2 separate regions of the Homo sapiens genome follow, and region 2 is linked to region 1. The links are chromatin loops, found by intact Hi-C in ENCODE. Cell type or tissue: Caco-2. All regions are shown on one strand.

Region 1 (2,500 bases):
CCACTGCAACTTCTGCCTCCCGGGTTCAAATGATTCTCCTGCCTCAGCCTCCCGAGTAGCTGGGAGTACAGGCGTGCGCCACCACGCCTGGCTAATTTTTGTATTTTCAGTAGAGATGAGGTTTCACCATGTTGGCCAGGCTGGTCTCGAACTCCCGACTTCAGGTGATCCACCCGCCTTGGCCTCCCAAAGTGCTGGGATTATAGGCTTGAGCCACCGCGCCCGGCAAAGGAGCTGGGAAATATTTTGACAGAGGGCAAGAACTTGCTAATCTGTGCAAGTGAGGGGTAGTGGTGGAGGCTTTCCACACTCAAGGGGCAGTTTTAGTTCACCCATTCGCAAACGTACTTAAAAATTACCTCTTAGAGTTGTGCTGAATAAATGAAACAGTATATTTAAGTCAGTATTGTGCCTGGGACATGTAAGCTCTTAATTAATGTTATTAATTTCATTTTATTCCTTTAAGTTGGATCACTGGCGAACAACGTGAGAATGTTTTCATGCCTTTGGCTACACATTAAAGCGACCTCTCCAAATGGGTTGTCGCATTTTACATTGCTACCAACAATGTAACAGCCTTCTAGTTGCTTTATGCTCCGATATACGAAAGAGCCCCACCATTTGATTCTGTTTTTCAGTTTCTGACAGCCTCACCTACTTTCTCTTTCAAGTTCATCTGCCACATTTTTACTTATTTTATTTTTTTGAGACGGAGTCTCGCTTTCTCACCCAGGCTGGAGGCTGGGGTGCAGTGGCGTGATCTCGGCTCACTGCGATCTCCGCCTCCCGGGTTCAAGCGATTCTCCTGCCTCAGCTTCCCGAGTAGCTGGGACTACAGGCGCGCGACACCACGCCGGCTAATTTTGTATTTTTAGTAGAGACGGGGGTTTCACCATATTGGCCAGGCTGGTCTCGAACTCCTGACCTCGTGATCCGCCCGCTTCGGGCTCCCAAAGTGCTGGGATTACAGGCGTGAACCACCGCGCCCGGCCCATCTGCCCCATTTTACATCACCACTGCCGTCACAAACAAAGTTCTCGTAAGAACCGCCAAGCGGCGCGTGGGCGGCCGCCCCATCCCACTATAATTGCGGCCTCGCAGCCTGACCCGGGGCGCCAACGCTCAATCCGGTTCTCGCGGGAAGATACACGGTTTTTAAGAAAGAACTTCTAACCCCACTCCACCGCCCAACGGTCACGTGACGCGCCTGCGTCCTCGCCTCAAGGTTTTTTCTGGTCGCATATTGGCTGTTAACTCGGCTACGGGGTGTAGCGAGGTGCATTCCGGAAGTAGGTCCTTTGACTTTTGCTTCCTCTACGGAGGCAAGTAACAACCCGGCGGTCGACGCTTAGCGGAAGTTCGTCAAGTCGCAGTTGCCCCCGCACAGCGGATGTGGGTCGCCTCTTAGGTGACGCTGGGAAGTGCCTGCAGCCTTCGCCGCTGCCTTCTGGTTGAAGCACTATGGAGGGAGAGAGGAAGAACAACAACAAACGGTGGTATTTCACTCGAGAACAGCTGGAAAATAGCCCATCCCGTCGTTTTGGCGTGGACCCAGATAAAGAACTTTCTTATCGCCAGCAGGCGGCCAATCTGCTTCAGGACATGGGGCAGCGTCTTAACGTGTATCCTTGTGGCCTAGGCCTTCGGCCTTGGAGTTGGTCCCGCCATGCTCTGGCGTCCGGGTCTCAGGCTCTGTGGGGGGGACGAAAGTGGGGAAGAAGGTGGGCAGAAGCTGGATGTCTAGTTGGGAGAGCCCACGATGGGGCGGGCTGAAACTCAGTTAGCGCTAGGGAAGCGAGGCAGAGTTGATTTCCCGCTCGCTCACCCGTGCCGCCAGCCTTGCTGGGAATTCGTATCCTTCCCGGCTTTGTGTTTTAACCAGCCCTTCCAACTCTGTCTTCATTGTGTTCTGATCTGCTCTGGTGACGTTAAGATTCTCATTTTCCGCTGTGCCCTAGGGGTCTAGGTCTGGCAGAGGTTTCTCTGTTGACGGCTGCCTCCCAAACCTAGTGTGTAAATTTCGAGAAATTCAGTACCTGAAAGTGTTATAAAGGGTGGACTAGAATTAATGCCTCAGCCTTGGTCCAAAATCCATTCCTCATCTACTAGCTGTTTAAGTGACCTCTCAAATTTTTGGCCGTCTTGTCTATAAAATGGGATAATACCTCTTGTGTTTGATTCTGTGTCCAGCACAGTGCTTTGCATTCAGATGCTCAGTTAGTAGCTACTGTTTTATAGAATTTCAGAGGAAAGATGTTAGTTTACGTTTGTAGGGGATACCCACGAATCTAATGTTTTAAATAGTTTACAAAATACCGGGTCCTTAACTTACTTAGAGTGATGATATGTATTTCATTTTCAAAAATGAGGTAACGGCTGGATGCGGTGGCTCACGCCTGTAATCTCTGCACTTTGGGAGGCCGAGGCGGGTGGATCACCTGAGGTCAGGAGTTCGAGACCAGCCTGGCCAACATGATTAAACCCCTGTCTCTACTAAAAA
Region 2 (2,500 bases), 550 kb before region 1:
CGTGATCCGCCCGCCTCGGCCTCCCAAAGTGCTGGGAATACAGGCGTGAGCCACCGCGCCTGGCCGAGTAGTTGGCTTTTCATATCACATGATCACATTTCATCCATATGACAAACTCTATGAATTATTATCCCTAGTTTACAGATGAGGAAAGTAGAGCTCCGAGGAATTAAACCCTTCAACACTAACTTGTACTGCGTCATACTAAATGTGCCTCTCTGACCATCTCTGCCAAGGTTTCTCAGAAGCGCCTTTTATTTCTGTTGTTTTTGTTTCTCTGCAACTCTATCATGTTATCTTAGCTCATGAATTCCTTGACCATCTCTGGGAGATACAGAGTTTATGGAAATATTGAGGGAACAAAAGTGAATTTTCTGGCCGGGCACGGTGGCTCATGCCTGTAAGTCCAGCACTTTGGGAGGCCGAGGCAGGCAGGTCACTTGAGGTCAGGAGTTCAAGATATACTTCAACTCACACATACAAAATGGCCCTTGTGGAACATATGTGTAGAGATTTTAGTCTTAGTAGAGCTTTTCAACTTTTTCATTCATTCCCCAGATATATTTAGCACAGTATCCGAGATGCTTAGGGAATATGTTTGTGAGCAAAACTGATGGCTCTGCCTCATGGAGAGGGAATAGGGAAGATAGGGAAGTGGGAGTGGGATAGGGAAGAAAAACAACCAACAGGCCTGGCGCAGTGGCTCAAGTCTGTAATTCTGGCACTTTGGGAGGCGGGCGGATCACTTGAGGTCAAAAGTTTGAGACCAGCCTGGCTAACACGGTGAAACCCCATGTCTACCAAAAAATGTGAAAATTAGTCGAGCATGGTGGTGCACACCTGTAATCCCAACTACTCGGGAGGCTGAGGCAGAATTACTTGAACCTGGGAGGTGGAGGTTGCAGTGAGCAGAGATCGTGCCACTGTACTCCAGCCTGAGTGACAGAGACTCTGTCTCAGAAAAAAAAAAAAAAAAAAAAGAGTAATTCTCTTGTACTTTAAATTAATTTTAAGCATTGGGATCCATATTTAGATTTGCTGCCCTCTGCTGGAATTTTTTGGGGAAAAATTTCCTGGGTAGACAGTTAAACATTTAACCTTTATGTTAACAGATCTTTATGAGTCTAAAAATTACAGTGTAAGGAGAGGCAGAAACTGGACTTACTTTTCAGTTGACAGTTTCCAGAATTCACCAAAAATATGCTAAATTATTATTATTATTTTGACATGGAGTCTCGCTCTGTTGCCCAGGCTGGAGTGCAATGGCATGATGTCAGCTCACTGCAACCTCCACCTCCCAGGTTCAAGCAATTCTCCTGTCTCAGCCTCCCAAGTAGCTGGGGTTACAGGCATGTGCCACCATGCCCAGCTAATTTTTGTATTTTTAGTAGAGATGGGGTTTCACCATGTTGGTCAGACTGGTTTCAAACTCCTGACCTCAGGTGATCCACCAGGCTCAGCCTCCCAAAATGCTGCGATTACAGGCATGAGCCAGTTTGCCCAGACTATGCTAAATTATTAATAGGGTGACAGAAGACACGGTTCAGTGATCAGCCTTTTTTTTTTTTTTTGCTATAAAACTTTTTTTTTTTTTTTTTTTTTTTACACAGGGTCTCACTCTGTCACCCTGGATGGAGTGCAGTGGTGCAGCCTCGACTTTTTGGGCTCAAGCAATCCTCTTGCCTCAGCCTCCCAAGTACCTGGGACTACAGGTGTGTGCTACCATGCCTGGCTAATCTTTTTTTTTTTTTTGTAAAGATGAAGTCCCACTATATTTCCCAGGCTGGTTTTGAACTCCTAGGCTCAAGCAATCCTCCTGCCTTGGCCTCCCAAAGTGCTGGAATCACAGGTGTGAGCCACCACGCCTGGCTAATATATAACTTTGGATGGACATTTCCCCTCCTCAGGGTCCAGGTTTTGAATGTGCAATATGAGGAGATTGGACAGGATCCTCTGTAAGGCCCTTACAGCCCTAACATTCTGTGATGTGTGACTCAAAGTTTGTGGGGTTCATGTGAGCTCTACAAATATGAGCAAAGGAGAAAACATGCTTCCTCAGTCAACATCTTGACTGAAGAATCACCAGAACATTAGATAAATAATTACAGATGGGGCTTTCGTTGTAATCTTACAATGCTTTAGGGAAATAAGCGTTGCATACCTACTGCAGCTTTCTTGGGCTTTAAATGACCATATAGCATGTTCACAAAACATCACAAAACATTAGTAAAGAGAAAAGAATTCAGATAAAACTGAACCTTATTTTTTTTCAGCCTAACTCCTGTTTTCTTTGCTGAGATACTAGTAATGCTGAAGTATTTGTTTGTGTTCAGTTACAAATTACATGATACAATTAATGATGTAGGAATATTTTGTGCTTATGTAGAAATTTATAACAAAATGTTTTCTACTGCAATAGTGCCTTGGTAGAGTTTTTATAAATGAGTTTTTACAAAGGTATTTATTATGGAACTGTGGAAAATAAAGTCCTGAGACTTGA

Evidence for each region. Hi-C counts contacts between places; a loop is a spot of excess contacts. Peaks named below come from ENCODE experiments on the same cell type or tissue, not always from the same donor. Only the 100,000 strongest peaks of a DNase experiment are listed, where the experiment ranks them.
Region 2: a loop joins it to region 1, with 5 times the contacts of the local background. A loop is called at or near these places in 2 of 110 quality-filtered maps.

Annotation. Positions count from the first base shown.
Region 1 is chr12:48,715,637-48,718,136 of GRCh38, reverse strand. CCNT1 (cyclin T1) reads left to right here and starts at 1,430. Exons shown (of 9, transcript NM_001240.4): 1 at 1,430-1,622. The coding sequence starts at 1,462. RefSeq lists enhancers at 676-915, 315-1,315, 1,386-1,665. In Caco-2, no CTCF peak of the experiment used is centred here; a DNase peak (open chromatin) is centred at 1,226; H3K4me3 peaks cover 2,009 bases.
Region 2 is chr12:49,261,504-49,264,003 of GRCh38, reverse strand. It overlaps a transcript of TUBA1C not described here. Among named protein-coding and RNA genes, the nearest start is that of TUBA1C, 2.3 kb to the left of the region's middle. In Caco-2, a CTCF peak has its summit at 1,069 (motif pointing left); no DNase peak of the experiment used is centred here; H3K4me3 peaks cover 222 bases.